2 separate regions of the Homo sapiens genome follow, and region 1 is linked to region 2. Evidence: chromatin loops called from intact Hi-C (ENCODE). Cell type or tissue: PC-3. All regions are shown on one strand.

What was found. Peaks named below come from ENCODE experiments on the same cell type or tissue, not always from the same donor. Only the 100,000 strongest peaks of a DNase experiment are listed, where the experiment ranks them.
Region 1: a loop joins it to region 2, with 13 times the contacts of the local background. A loop is called at or near these places in 19 of 110 quality-filtered maps.

The regions. Positions count from the first base shown.
Region 1 is chr7:23,540,383-23,548,382 of GRCh38, reverse strand. No RefSeq gene overlaps it. Among named protein-coding and RNA genes, the nearest start is that of TRA2A, 12 kb to the right of the region's middle. RefSeq lists an enhancer at 3,369-3,418. In PC-3, CTCF peaks have their summits at 1,215 (motif pointing left) and 3,283 (motif pointing right); DNase peaks (open chromatin) are centred at 1,252 and 3,312.
Region 2 is chr7:23,354,517-23,362,516 of GRCh38, reverse strand. It overlaps IGF2BP3 (insulin like growth factor 2 mRNA binding protein 3), which reads left to right. Exons shown (of 15, transcript NM_006547.3): 4 at 776-827; 5 at 920-983. Among named protein-coding and RNA genes, the nearest start is that of SNORD65C, 38 kb to the left of the region's middle. RefSeq lists silencers at 3,793-4,087, 7,637-7,796. In PC-3, a CTCF peak has its summit at 4,744 (motif pointing left); a DNase peak (open chromatin) is centred at 4,996; H3K4me3 peaks cover 1,436 bases; H3K27ac peaks cover 1,947 bases.

The DNA.
Region 1 (8,000 bases), 190 kb before region 2:
GTTTAATGTAAATATTCCAGAATTAGGTCATGGTGATGGTAGCACAACATTGTGAATATATTATACTAAAACGCACTGTATTTTACACTTTAAAATGGTTTAAGGTAACCCACTGATTTTTACACTTTAAAATGGTTTAAGGGCTGGCACAGTGACTCCAGCCTGCAATCCCAGCAGTTTGGGAGGCCAAGGCAGGCAGATTGCTTGGGCTCAGGAGTTGGAGACCAGCCTTGGCAACATGGCAAGGCCCCATCACTACAGAAAATACAAAAATTAGCCAGGCATGGTAGCACACACCTGTAGTCCCAGATAATCAGGAGGCTGAGGTGGGAGGATTGCTTGAACCCAGGAGGCGGAGGTTGCGGTGAGCCGAGATCGTGCCACTGTACTCCAGCCTGGGTGATGGAGTCAGATCATGTCAAAAAAGAAAGAAAAGAAAAGAAAAGGCAAGAAGGAAGGAAGGAAGGAAGGAAAGGAGGGAGGGAGGGAGGAAGGAAGGGAGGGAAGGAGGGAAAGACAAAGAAAAGAAAGAAAGAAAGAAAGAGAGAAAGAGAGAGAGAGAAAGAAAGAAAAGGAAGCAAGCAAGCAGGCAGAAAGCAAGGAAGCAGACAGGCTTAAAAGTGATTTGTATGTTATATGAGTTTTTTGTTTTGTTTTGCTTTTTGTCTTTTTGTTTGTTGTTTTGTTTTGTTTTTGTTTTTTGTTTTTTTGAGACATGGTCTCGCTCTCGCCCAGGCTGGAATGCAGTGGCACAGCTCACTGCAGCCTCGACCTCCTGAGCTCAAGTGATCCTCCCACCTCAGCCTCCCAAGTAGCTGGGACCATAGGTGCTCACCACCACGCGTAGATTTTTTTTTTTTTGAGACAAGGTCTCCCCATGTTGCCCAGGCTCCAGGGCTCAAGCGATTCTCCTCTCTCAGGCTTCCAAGGTGCTGGGATTACAGGCGTGAGCCACTGCCCCCTGCCTTGTGATTTTTATTATCTGTTATGCGCCAATATTTTAAATTTAGTATTGTCAAATGTAAGGGAAAATAGAAAGTATCAACTTATATAAATCTGCATAATAATGATGTTAAAAAATGACAAGTTGGCCAAAAGGAGAAATAAAGTGGAAAATGTGTAAGTTTGGGGCACCCATCTGCATCTGGAGACCTCTGTAGCCTGGATCACCGACCTTAAATTTCCAGCATGCTCATACTGCCACCTGGTGGCTGTAGACATTCAAAACAGGCAGCGTCCTGCATTTAGGACTTGTTTCCGTTTCTCACCAATTTCTTTTTCTCTCCAAGCTTGCCCTCTTCTGGTTACAAATGATATGCAAAATAAATTCCTTGACAAGGTTTGAAAACCCAAGTGGTTCAGTGTAGTAAGATCTACTAAGCTACCAAACAGCAACATAGGCTACTCCGCGCACACCGCGTATGGGGTAGCCCTGCTCCGCAAGGGACAGCAAAAAAATAAAAACCAAAAACAGAAACAAAAAGAAAAATAACCTAGCAATATTTTAAATTAAATAAGTGGCAAAGGTAGAATTTCAGGCACACCATTCATTTCTTTTTCTTTCTTTCTTTCTTTTTTTATTTTGAGACGGAGTGTCACTCTGTTGCCCAGGTTGGCGTGCAGTGGCACAATTTCTGCTCACTGCAACCCCCACCTCCGAGGTTCAGGTGATTCTCCTGCCTCAGCCTCCCAAGCATCTGGGATTACAGGTGTGAGCCACCACACCCAGCTAATTTTTGTATTTTTATTAGAGATGGGGTTTCCCCATGTTGGCCAGGCTGGTCTCAAACCCCTGACCTCAAGTGATCCGCCCACCTCGGCCTCCCAAAGTGCTGGGATTACAGGTGTGAGCCACTGTCCTGGGCCTGTTTTTTCAAATAAATATGAGCCTGCTTTGTGCCAGGCACTGTTCCAAATCCTAGGAATATAGCAGAAAATAAAACCAATAAAAATCTTTGCCTTCATGGAGCTTACATTCTTGCCGTGTAGGGCAGAACAGTAAAAATGAATGAACCAGCCAACACCTTGGCTCATACCTGTAGTCCTAGCACTTTGAGAGGCCAAGGCGGGCGGATCACCTGAGGTCAGGAGTTCCAGACCAGCCTGGCCAACATGGCGAAACTGCTTCTCTACTAAAAATACAAAAATTAGCCAGGCATGGTGGTGCAGGCCTATAGTCCCAGCCACTCAGGAGGCTGAGGTGGGAAGATCACTTGAATCTGGGAGGCAGAGGCTGCAATGAACTGAGATCATGCCACTGCACTCCAGCCTGGGCAACAGAGTGAGACTCTGTCTCAAAAACAAAACAAAACAAAACAAAAAAACAGTAATCCAGAGTTACACATATCAACATGAATGCATCTCATAACCTAAATGCTGTGGAGGGAAAGTTATATCAGAAAACATACTATAGTAAACCAGGTATATAAAATGTTTAAATGTGCAAAGCAACATTTTATATATGTGTACATATATACATACATATATATACATACACACACATACATAGATTGCTTAAGGTATATCCCATGAATACACAAGAGTTAAATGTTTAACAACTAGCTTTCTGAAAGAAAGAGGAAAAGAACACTAATTTGTAGATTTGTTGATTTTCATAGTATAAATACTATGCAGTTGATTGATGGATTGGTTGTCCTAATGACATCATCAGACATTATCACTCACTACCTAATGAGATCAAAAATTTGTTGAAATAAACCTACTATAGGGAGTGGGCTAAAATGATAGGATGTAGTGCTCAGAAAGTGGAATTCAGATGATGGCAATTATGGCAATGTAGGTGAGGAAGTGACTGTGGTGGAGAGTCGTACTCCCTGCAGGAGTGGAATACAAGGAACTGAGAGTCCAAGATGTTGGAAGGATCATCTGTGTGGATGATGAAGTCACCAAGGTTTAAGATGGTTTTAGTGTTGGAGAGAATGACAATGAAAGGAGTGAAAATCTGTAGATGACTGCAGTAAGGAGAGGTAGTGGGTGATAATGTCTGATGATGTAAAATTCAAAGTTAAGCTGGGCTTTTTTAAGGATTTGGGGAGGGAGAATTGTTTGCAAGCAGCAATAAGAAAGGAAAAAGACTCCCACTCCGCCTCCAAACCCAGTGGTATGAGAAAACACAGATGATCTGAGAGGGCTAAAGAGGAAGTAGTGCCTACAGAAAAGAGTCAGGGTTTCTCAATTTGGCCATTGCCATCTGGGTCTGATAATCCTTTGCTGTGAGGGGCCATCCTGTACATTGTCCTTGTAAGGTGTTTAACAGCATCCCTGGCCTCTACCCACTAGATGTCAGTAGCACCATCTCCAGTTGTGACAGCTAAAAATACCTCCAAACGTTGCCAAATGTCCTCTGGGGAGGTAGGAAAAATTGCTTCCAGGTGAGAATCTCTGAGCTACAGCAAGGTGAATGAACTATTTAAAGAGGAGATAGAGGACACCAGGGGGGTTTGCTGATGATTAACCACGAGTCTCAGTAAAGTGGAAAAGTTGAGAATAAATTAAGCAGAGAGGTCTTTTCTACACTCCCCAGATGGTATCATTTTGGCGACTGACAGACCAAAGTCAGTCCTACCAAGGTGTTTAAAGATACTGTGAATTTTCTCTCTGCTCTGCAAGGGTACCTCTGCTCCTGAAGTTGCTTTTTTTTTCTTTCCTTTTTTTAGATTCCACATATAAGTAGTGAGATCATGCAGTACTTTTCTTTATGTATCTGGCTTATTTCACTTAATATAGTGCCCTCTAGTTTCATCTGTGTTGTGGCAAATGGCAGGATCTCCTTTTCTATAGCTGAATAGTATTCCACTGTGTGTGTGTGTGTGTGTGTGTGTGTGTGTGTGTGTCTATCTCACAGTTTCAGTTTCTTTATCCATTCATCTATTGATGGACACCTAGGTGGTTTCCAAATCTTGGCTTTTTTTTTTTTTTGAGATGGAGTTTTTTATTGTCACTCAGGCTGGAGTGCAATGGCACTATCTCAGTTCACTGCAACCTCCACCTCCCAGGTTCAACCAATTCTCCTGCCTCAGCCTCCTGAGTAGCTGGGATTACAGGCGCCCACCACCACACCTGGCTGTTTTTTTTTTTTTTTTTTATATTTTTAATAGAGACAGGGTTTCACCATGTTGTCCAGGCTGGTCTCGAACTCCTGATCTCAGGTGATCCACCCGCCTTAACCTCCCAAAGTGCTGGAATTACAGGCGTGAGCCACCACACCGGGCCTGGCTATTGTTAATAGTACTGCAGTGAACATGGCAATGAACATGGGAATGCAGATATCTTTACTAGGTGGTGATTTCATTTCCTTTGGCTATGTATACCCAGCAAAGGGATTGCTGGGCTATCTGGTAATTCTATTTTTAATTTCTTTAGAAGTTTCCATACTGGCTGGGTGCAGTGGCTCATGCCTGTAATCCCAGCACTTTGGGAGGCCAAGGCAGGCGGATCACCTGAGGTCAGGAGGTCAAAACCAGTCTGGCCAACATGGTGAAATCCTGTCTCTACTAAAAAACACAAAAATTAGCAGGGCGTGGTGGCAGGTGCCTGTAATCCCAGCTACTCCGGAGGCTGAGGCAGGAGAATCGCTTGAACCCAGGAGGCGGAGGTTGCAGTGAGCTGAGAGTGCACCACTGCACTCCAGCCTGGGCAACTGAGTAAGACCCAAAAGGCCATGCATTGGAAGCTTCTGGATAGCGTGTGAAGGTTCCTGGAGGGTGGTGCACCTGGAGAGGGCATAGAAGCTTCTAGCCCCTTCCCACATGTCCTATCCTATGTATCTTGTCATCTGTATCCTTTGTAATATCCTTTATAATAAACTGGTAAATGGGACCAGCTGCTAAGGTTGCAGTGAGCCGAGATCACGCCACTGCACTCCAGCCTGGACTACAAAGCGAGACCCTGTCTCAAAACAAAAACAAAATGTGGCCTTTTTTTTTTTTAACTTGAAGTTCTTGGCTCAAGCTTCATTGCTCCTTCAATTGTTCCTAATTTTTTAGAACTCCATCCTCCTAGATAGGGCCAGAGTCCTAGTTGTACAGGTGGGAGGAGCAGGTGCTACGCCCATCGTACTAACTGGTGGTGAGGCAGCACAATATGAAGTGGCCCACATTGTGTTTGGAGATGAAACTAGAGGGCCCTTGCTTATCCAGCTGGTCCCATTTACCAGCTTATTATAAAGGATATTACAGAGGATACAGATGACAAGATACATAGGATAAGACATGTGAGAAGGAGCTGGAAGCTTCTATGCCCTCTCCAGGTGCACCACCCTCCAGGAACCTTCACGCACTATCCAGAAGCTCCCAATGTATAGCCTTTTGTGTCTGGCTTCCTTCGCTTGGCATAATGTTTTCAAGGTTCATCCATGATGGACCATGTAACAGTATTTCATTCCTTTTTATGACTAAATAGTATTTCATTGTATGGACATACCACAGTTTTTTATCCATGCATCAACTGATAAACATTTGAAATATTTCAACTTTTTGGCTATCATGAACAATGCTGCTATATACATTTGCATACAAGTTTTCATGTGAACAAACATATGTTTCCCTTCGGTATATACCTAGGAATGGGATTGCTGGGTCATACAGTAATTCTCTGTTTAAGTTTTTGAGGAACTGCCCATCTGCTTTCCAGAGAAGGTGCACCAGTTTACATTCCCACTAGCAGTGTATGAAGATTCCAATTTCTCCATATCCTTTTCAATACCTGTCATTGATTGTTCTTTTTTCAACGTTATAGTAGCCATCTTAGTAGGTGTAAAGTGGTATCTCATTGTGGTTTTAATTTGCATTTCTCTAAGACTCATGGTGTTGAGCATCTTTTCATATGTTCATTTGCCATTTATATATCATCTTGCTTTTTTTTTTTTTTTAGAGACAGGGTCTCCTTCTGTCACCCAGGCTGGAGTGCAGTGCTGCCACTGTAGCTCACTGCAGCCTCCAATTCCTGGGCCCAAGCCATCCCCCTACCTCAGCCTCCCACAGTAGCTAGGATTATAGACCCACACCAACATACCCAGCTAATTACAAAAATATATATATATATAATTCTAGCACTTTGGGAGGCTGAGGTGGGAGGATTGCTTGAGGCCAGGAGTTGTAGGCTGCAGTGGGCTATGAGGTGACAGAGCAAGCCCCTGTGCCCCCAAAACACCAAAAAACAAAAACAAAACAAGAAACTAAGAAAAAAAAATTTTACAGCAACAAAAGCTAACAATTTTTTAAAATTAAATAAAAAATGAAAAAAAAAACCAACAATTAGAAAATGAACAAAGGACTTCAGTAGATTTCTCCCTACGGAAGAGATATAGCCTGGGTATGGTGGCTCATGACTGTAATCACAGCACTTTGGGAGGCGAAGATAGGAGGATCACTTCAGGCCAGAAGTTTGAGATTAGCCTGAGAAATATAGTAAGACCCTGTCTCTATAAAAAATAAAATAAATAATAATATAATAAATAATTAATAAGTAAATTTTTTAATAGAGAAGGGGTCTCACTATGTTGCCCAGGCTTGTTTTTGCTTTTCTTTTTTTGAGACGGAATCTTGCTCTGTCGCCCAGGCTGGAGTGCAGTGGCGCGATCAAGGCTCACTGCAGTCTCCGCCTCCCGGGTTCACGCCATTCTCCTGCTTCAGCCTCCTGAGTAGCTGGGACTACAGGTGCCCGCCACCATGCCCGGCTAATTTTTGTGTATTTTTAGTAGAGACAGGGTTTCACCATGTTAGCCAGGATGGTCTCGATCTCCTGACGTTGTGATCTGCCCGCCTCAGCCTCCCAAAGTGCTGGGATTACAGGCGTGAGCCACTGCGCCAAGCCGCTTGTTTTTTCTTAAACTGTAAGCGTTATTTATTTACTCTAAATACTAGACCCTTATTAGACATATGATTTCTAAATATTTCTCCTTTTCAGTGGATTGTTTTTTCTCTCTGTTGATATTATCCTTTAATGCACAAAAGTTGTAAATTTTGATGTTCTAATTTACCTATCTTCTCTTTGAATGTGGTTGATCTTTCTCTCTTTCAGTGTTGAGATCTAGTTCCTAAGAACTGGCTAAATGCTATGGGTTAATTTTGTTGTGTTCTACTCTGAGTGCTTGAGGTGATAAAATGTTTGTTGGTTGGTTGTTTTTTTTCTTTTAAGACAGTGTCTTGCTCTGTCACCCAGGCTGAAGTGCAGTGGCACAAATACTGCTCACTGCAGCCTTGACCTCCTGTGCTCAAGTGATCCTTCTGCCTCAGCCTCCTGTGTAGTGGGGACACAGGCATGCACCACCACACCTAGCTAATTTTTTAAATTTTTTAGAGACAGGGTCCCACTTTGTTGCCCAGGTCTCAAACTCCTGGGCTCAAGCAGTCCTCCCACCTCAGCTTTGCAAAGTGCTGAGATTACAGGCTTGAGGTACTGGGGAGGCCACAAAATATATTTTTGGCCGAGCACAACAGCTCATGCCTGTAATCTCAGCACTTTGAGAGGCCGAGGCCAGGGGTGGGTCACTAGAGGTCAGGAGTTTGACACCAGCCTGGCCAACATGGCGAAACCCTGTCTCTACCAAAAATACAAACATTAGTTGGGCATGGTGGCAGGCGCCTGTAATCCCAGCTACTCGGGAGGCTGAGGCACGAGAATAACTTGAACCCAGGAGGAGAAGTTGCAGTTAGCAGAGACTGTGCCACTGCACTCCAGCCTGGGAGACAGAGCCAGACTCTGTCTCAAAAAATAACAGTAATAATATTAAAAAGAAGAGATAGCTCATGCCTATAACCCTAGTGCTTTGGGCATTCCCACATCCACCACTTTGGGTTTAATAAATTTGCTGGAGCAGCTCACAAAACTCAAAGAAACATTACAAAATATATGGTATGGGGGAAGGGGTGTGGAGCTTCCATGCCCTCCCTGGGCAAGCCACCCTCCAGGAACCTCCAAGTATTAGCTATCTGAAAACTCTGTGAACCCAGTCCTCCTGGGTTTTTATGGACAATTAT
Region 2 (8,000 bases):
AGACAGCTTCAAATTGTACATTTCCCAACCCCGTGTAGACTTAGAAATGTTTGCTTCATTTCACACTTTTGCTGTCTATGTATTTATGTTGGGCTTTAAATTCCACTCCAGGTAGAGTATGCACTGTGCTGTCTTCATTTTTCTAGCCTGCCTTGAGCAATCTGTTTTGTAAGAACCATTCGAGCTGTAAAAGAAGTCCTTTGGAAAAGAACATCTTATAGATAAAACTTTAGTTTTTTTTTTCTCTTTTTATTTTACTTTATTTTTTAGAGATGGGGGGTCTCACTATGTTGACCAGGCTGGTCTCGAACTCCTGGCCTCAAGCTATGCTCCCATCTTGGCCTCCCAAAGTACTAGGATTACAGGTGCGAGCCACCGCGCCCTGTTAAACTTTAGTTTGTAACTTGGTTCCTTGTCTAGTGACTTTGTTTACAAGGAGAAAGTATGATGATGTGTTTGTGTATGTATGAGAAATATATGCTCTTTCTCCTTCAGCCTCAGGAACCAGGCGGCTGTGGCTTTGCATACTTTTCTGAGCCAGTTCTTGGTTAGCCATAGGAAATGAGATTAATGTCAGGGATCTAGGAGAGGGCAGAAGAGACAAGTCTGAGTGTGATATTTGTGGTATCCATCCCTTAGTTCTGCAGTCCAAAGCCCCAGATAATTTTTTGGCTCTTTTCCATCACAATTACTTAGTGATTTTAAGACATATTCCTGCCCTTGATAATAACTTGGGAAACTCAAAATTTATAATTTTCTCTCCCCCTCCTGATAGGTGCTGGATAGTTTACTAGTCCAGTATGGAGTGGTGGAGAGCTGTGAGCAAGGTACATGTCTTCTGAATTGCTTTCAAATTTGTAAAAGGAAGGAAGTAGAAAGAAAACTAACTTTTATTCTCTTCGTTTTTCTCTTCCTCTAGTGAACACTGACTCGGAAACTGCAGTTGTAAATGTAACCTATTCCAGTAAGGACCAAGCTAGACAGTAAGCAGCTTGAAGCTTTTAATCTATATATAATAACTAAGTTAAGTACAGTAACATATTTTGCGGATTTCTCAACTGAGAAGGGCTGGTAGGTGGCAGAGAGAAACTTTATTTTACAAAATTTGACCCTGTAATCGTGCCTTTCTTTTTAAGTTTGAATGTCTAGTAAAAATCTACATTGGTTAAAGTTGTATTACATTTTCAATATATCTTTAATGCCAATAATAGAGTGGTCTAGTATGAAACTGAATCACACCCTATTTGCAGAAGCTCTGGGCCTTGGTATTGTTGCCAAATAACATAAAGTCTCTCCCCGTCTCCCCCTCTTGTATGACACATATATTATGGCTATTTTATCTGAAGCTGGTAAGTTGGATCATGTGTTAAACAACAGTGTTAAATGATAAGTCTTCTTACTCACTGGTTACCTGATTACCATTGTCATTTAGGAGCGTGCAGACATTGGATTAATGTAATTTGCTCTTAGATTTATGGAAAAAAATATATTCCAGTGCAGTAAACAGGCAATACTTGACAGATCAAACAGTCTCCCCTAGGAAAAGATAATTCTATAGGCTGGAAAAGATCTAATAAACTGAGCACTAGAGAGAGAAATGGGGGTCCCACAAATATGGCCTTTAACAGATCTGCCCAGAATATGAACATGAAAGAATGGCATACAAAGTGCTCAGTAGCACAGCACTGGGTGTTAGCTAACTATGGAAGCCTGAACTACCTACCTCCAGATACCATACTGGCAGGAGCAGGCTGACTGTCCTCTGTGTCAGAAAGGTGAAAGAAAAGACCACACTGGCTGACTCTGAGCCCTGAAGGGGAAAAGTAAAACGAGCTGCAAGAGTAGGAGCTCAGCTAGGTTACTATAGGCAGTACTCACTCAGGAGGGACTATGAAAGAAAAGACTGAGAAGAAGATGGAAATGTGTATAAGGTAAATGGAACTTTATTTGTAAAATCAATAACACTCACATGGTTCAAAATATAAAAGATTTGAAGATGCACATAGTACAAATCTTCCTCCCAGTATTATTCCCTAACTACCTTATCTCTTGGGAGATAACCATGTGGAAAACAAATGCTACATGTATGTATTCCTCCTTTTACACAAATGATACCATAACATTTGAATGTTTTGTGTATATAAATATATTTTTTATAGTTACATAGTATTTGATTGTACAGATATGGCATGACTTTGATTAATCGCAGTTTGGATATTTAGGTTGTTTCCAGTCTCTTGCAGTTATGAACAATATTGTAGTGAATCTGTTTTTGCATGTCGTGTGTATGTAAGCATGTATCCACATGATAAATTCCCAGAAGTAGAACTGCACTTTAAATTGTGTTGTAGAGCTGGAGCTAGTTTAAATTTCCATCAGCATTGTGGGGGAGTCTTTCTCCAATTCTCCCTAACACAGGACTTTATCAAACTTTGCCAATCTAGTATGTGAAAGTGATATCTTGTGTTTTTCACTTCTCCCATAAGTGAGACTGGAGGCTTTTAATATGTTTAAACACATTCTGTATTTCTTCTGTTGGTATCCTTTGTTCATGTAAAATTTTTTGGCAATTTATATAAGGTCTCGGACATTATAGAAATTGTGGTATGAGTCATAAAACAAATTTATTTTTCTTTCTCTTCTTTTTTTGACTAATTTTGTTCTTTAGTTGTATCATGTAAGAAGACCAGGAAAATTTTACCTTTTATACCCTCAGTAGAACTGGGGATAAAAGTGAGGGCAGGGAGAAAGCAGAGGCTCCATATTGTTTTAATTTTTATTTATTTTGAGGCTGGGTTATGAGACTGGCAGTCTTTTTTTTTGTATTTTTTTTGTAGACATGGGGTTTCACCATGTTGCCCAGGCTGGTCTTGAACTCGTGGGCTCAAGCGATCTGCCCATCTCAGCCTCCCAAAATGCTGGGATTACAGGCATGAGCCGCTGCACCCGGCCATGTTTTACTTTACAAAGATTTATACTGAATACTTGGTAGAGCCAAGTCCCTGTTGGAAAATATAGGATGATGTGATAAACCCAAGGATATTTGGAGATTGTCAGAGACCTGTTGTTGTGGCCTTATTTGAAAACTTAAATTAGCTAAAGGGAAACAAAATGCTTATTTAATAGTTAATTAGTTGAATGGGAGAACATAAGTTGGAGACATAAGCTATGTAGATTTGAAGAGGCATAAGATGAACTTTGGTAGGGATAAAGTAATTGACATTTTAGCCTTCCTCCTTTAAAAACAAAAAAACAAAGCATTAAGACTGCAAGCACAGGAAAGGTAGACTGGCTAGTCAAGGCAGAATTATTGCTGAAAAGAATCCTAACCACGACAGCAAACTGAATGTAGACACACTGGTGTTCTCAAAATTCTTTAGCGTAGTTGTTAAGAGATTGGTAGGCTTCTGTTGATCCCAAGGAGGAAGGAAAAGGCTGTTAAGAATTGTATAATTTAGTAATTAGGTAACTTAAATAAATTAGGCATTTTGATTAGGGAAGTAGTCTTCATGTCCTTTGTTCTAATATTCAGTCAGTTAACATTTATTAAATACTAAATACTGACCAAAAGTTGCCAATAAGAATATTTGGAGAGGGACTACCTAATTTTAGTTCCTCCCTGTCAAGCGGCCTTATAAGAGTATTGTTCTCACTCCCTCTGCAAGAATTCAAAGATTGAGAAAATTAGAAAGCAATGAGGTATTTTTAAAAGTTAATCTAAGGAGTGGAAAACTCAGTTTTGTGTTACAGTGGTAAAAAAATTATCAGTTTTCTAATAAGCTTTTAAAAGGGATATGGAATATGTTTTCATTCTGTGAGGAGAATTAATTTTATTTGAGAGGCATTGGGTGTAGCAGAGAAAGCGTAAACACCAAAGTCAGGTAGCCCTGACTTAGTAACCTTGACTTCTGAGCTTTGGTTTTCTCAGCTACAAAGTGAAGATTAAAGAGAAACAAATATTTGTGCATATATGCATGTATTTATAGTTTAACCCACTGGTTCTGGGCTGCTTGGAGCAGTTTGAAGTGGCTTGAGCCTGGACTTCCAATGAACCCCATAGGCCTGCTCCATGGGTTCCAAACATGACAGCCTGCTGCCTAAACCAACCTGGTGTCATTTCTCCATGTTTCTCGGTAGCCACCCAAAGCTCAATCTTTAGGTGAAAGGGCTATGCTGGTAATTCTCAGTTTTCTCTTTGTAACATCTGTTGTTTGGAAGGCTATGTGACCTTGATGTACTTGTGAAAGTATGAGTGAGCTTGGAGGTTAAGAGTTCAATTCCAGAGCCCAGTTGCATGGAACAGACTGTGTGCCACCACTTTTCTAGCTGACTTTGGTCAAGTTAATCTGTTATGGTTCAGCCCCATTTCTAAAATGGGAATAACTGTAGTCTTTAGCTAATGAGGCTACTGAGAAAAACTAAGATAATGCCTCCAAAACATGTTTCATAATACCTGTAAGGTAGAGCTCAAAAGTTAGCAGCTATTATGTATTTTTCCAACATGTTTGATTGCTGCTTCTGCTCCCCTGTTATTGTTTGGTATACTTCATTTCCAGTGATGGCTGGTCACTGATGCTGAGGAGCCAGGCAGCTAGTTTTAACGTGGTTGTAGCTGCCTCTGTTAGTTAAAGCTCTATGAATGTCACTTAAGAAGAGTCCTCAAATACGGCTGTATCTTTAAGACAGAACTTAACGTGGAAATTCCTGCCACCTTGTGGCTAAAATAAATCAAAGGTTAATAGTACACATATTTTAGAAAATATTAATACATGTGTTCATTTTAGGCTTAAGTCTTGAATTATTAAAATAAAAATTTGACAAGTTTAAATTTCATTTCATTAGTTTCATTAAAAATGGAAGTATGTGTTTAGTGAATGCACCTTTTCTTGTTCCTCAGAGCGAGAGAGGCTCACCTATTTCCTTCCCTCTTCCAGAGATGTTGAGATAAGCCAGTCAAGGACAGACATTACTCATGAGAGGATTTGTCATGTGTGACAAAGAAATAACCCCCTAGAAAATGTGTAGACATTGAGTTCTTATACTTTCTTTTGTTTGGGGTTATCCTGATGTTTATTTTTGTTAGGGAATAGGAATGTTTATTCATACTTTGAAACTTCAATCATTCTGAGGCAGGAGAATTGCTTGAACCTGGGAGGTGGAGGTTGCAGTGAGCCAAGATTGCGCCATTGCACTCCAGCCTGGGCAACAAGAGCAAAACTCCGTCTCAAAAAAAAAAAAAAGAAAGAAACTATCATTGCAGTTCCTTTGTATCATTGTGAAGATCTGTATAAGGTAAATATGGTTATGTTTAGAAGTGTTTGAAGCAACTTGGCCAGTGGCTAAAGGTAAGAAAATTCCCATTTAAACTTTAACAATTATGTAAATAAAAGATTTATTTTGGAAAAAGAAATAAAGCAGTGAGACAAAGGGATTTTTTGCCATTCAGGGATAACCACTGTTAAATTTGCCATAGAGTTTTGTAGACTTTGTCCCATGCATTATAACTTTCAGAATTACAAAGATCATTCTGCAGAGTTTTGTGGGTTTTTCATTCAGTGTATTTATACTGATTCTAATCTCTGCATAGTGTTGGATCCTCACCACAGTTTCCTATCCCGTCTTCTGTTGTGTGTCATCTAGGGTATTTGCCCATACCGTTTTGTTTTGTTTTGTTTTTAGAACCAATTTAGTCATGAAGCCTTACATTTGGGCTTCATCCATATTTATTGCATTACGGTACATCCTTAAAATCATATTACCCAGGCTTTCAATAATGATTGCCAAATTGTCAACCTCTTATTCTTGATACAAGGAGATAATTGAATTTATGACTTTTCAATAATGGGTTAAACCTCATTTTGTGAGGACCCTGTATTATATACAGGGTGATATCTGGGAATAAAAAAGAAGAGATTTTTAGACATGGAATTTTATTTATTTTAGTATTATTTTTTGAGACAGGTTCTCATTCTGTTGCCCAGGCAGACTTGGGAGTGCAGTGGCACAATCATGGCTTAATGTAGCCTCAACCTCCTGGGCTCAACCAGTCCTCCCACCTCAGCCTCCCAAGTAGCTGGGACTACAGGCATGTGCCACTACACCCAGCTAATTTTTTTTTTTTTGTAGAGGCAGGGTCTCACTGTGTTGCCGAGGCTGATCTCAAACTGCGGGGCTCAAGTGATCCTCCCTCCTTGGCCTCCCAGAGTGCTAGAATTAGAGGTGTGAGCTCCTGCACCCAGCCAGGCATGAAATTTTAGAGCTGAAAGGGACCATGAATCTAATCTTTTAGTTTTATAGGGAGATGGCTAATGCCAAAAAGGAAAATGACCTTTGGAGGATAACGTGGTTATTTAATGTTCAAGCTGGACTAGAATTCTGGTCTCTAGTCCGTATTCTTTTTCCACTATTCAGATCTGTATGTGTGGACTCCTGGGTACGTTTAACTTGTCTGGGTCTCATTTCTTCTCCTTTTTTCTTTCTCTTTCCCCCTCTTCCTCAAGTTGAACTATTTATTGTCTCTATTGAGGCCCATTCAGCTCTAAATTGTGATCTACCCCAATGAACAATTTTTTTTTTTTTTTTTGGAGACAAAGTCTCATTTCATCACCTAGGCTGGGGTGCAGTGGGGCAATCTTGGCTCACTGCAACCTCCGCCTCCCAGATTCAAGCAATTCTCATGCCTCAGCCTTCCAAGTAGCTGGAATTATAGGCTCACGCCACCATGCCTGGCTAATTTTTGTACTTTTAGTAGAGACAGAGTTTTGTCATATTGTCCAAGCTGGTCTTGAACTCCTGACCTCAAGTGATCCACCCATCTTGGTCTCCCGAAGTGTTGGGATTACAGGCATGAGCCACTGCACCTGGCCCCAGTAAACTTCTTATCAATACATTTAAATTCTACCAACTGGCAAAATTACTCATCATCTTCTCAGCGACCCTTAAAATAGCACCAAGAGCAAAGAGTTAAGTAATGATGACAGGATCCTGGTCTGGCGCTGTGGCTCACACTTGTAATCCAAGCACTTTGGGAGGCTGAGGCAGGTAGATCACTTGAGGTCAGGAGTTCGAGACCAGCCTGACCAACATGGTGAAACCCCGTCTCTAGTTAAAAGAAAAAAAAATACAAAATTAGCTGGGTGTGGTGGTACACGCCTGTAATCCCAGCTACTTGGGAGGAGGAAGGAGAATTGCTCAAACCAAGGAGGTGGAGGTTGCAGCAGTGAGCCGAGATCGCGTCATTGCGCTCCAGCCTGGGCAAAAAAGTGAGACTCTGTCTCAAAAAAAAAAAAAATAAAAATAAAAAGACAAAACCAGGCTCCTGAGTAATATACATGTTGGATAAACATCTTTAAGTTCTGTTTAACTGAATACATATGTGTCAAATAATTATGACAGTCGTTCATCTCATGTCTTGCATCTACGGTGGGTTTGGTGAAAATACTAAAATTTTTTTTCCTCGTGAACTCAGCAGATCACCATATGACATAGATGAATAACAAACTTTGTGCCTAGAAAGATTCTAGTAGTTGACTTAAATTCAGTAATTTAGGAGCTGCAATCATGAGAAAGCCGCCATTCTGCATGTTAGGTTCCTCCTGTACCTTTTCAGCTGTGTCTGACTGTGGATGGAGCACTGTGGTTTGAGGGGTTAGGAACTCTGCTTAGATGGCAATTAGACAGTCAGGTACACACAGTAGTGGCTGTCTGCATTCTGCCTGGAACAGCCTGAGTTTGGAGCCATTGGGGCCCAGAAGGTACACTGGGGACTAGAGCCCCGGGCCACCTGACCTCTTCAGTGAGAGAATCTTTTCTTTTCCCCACAAAGAAAAATCTTTTTAAAGCAGCACAATAAAAGTTAGAAGTTAGTTTTTGCCAAGTTATAAAGTTGTTTCTTGTGATACATGTGACTATTTAGATGGTTCTAGAATATAGAAGCATCTGGTAACTGACGTGTGTACCTTTTACCCCAGGGAGAATGATATCTGTATGTGTCTATCTCA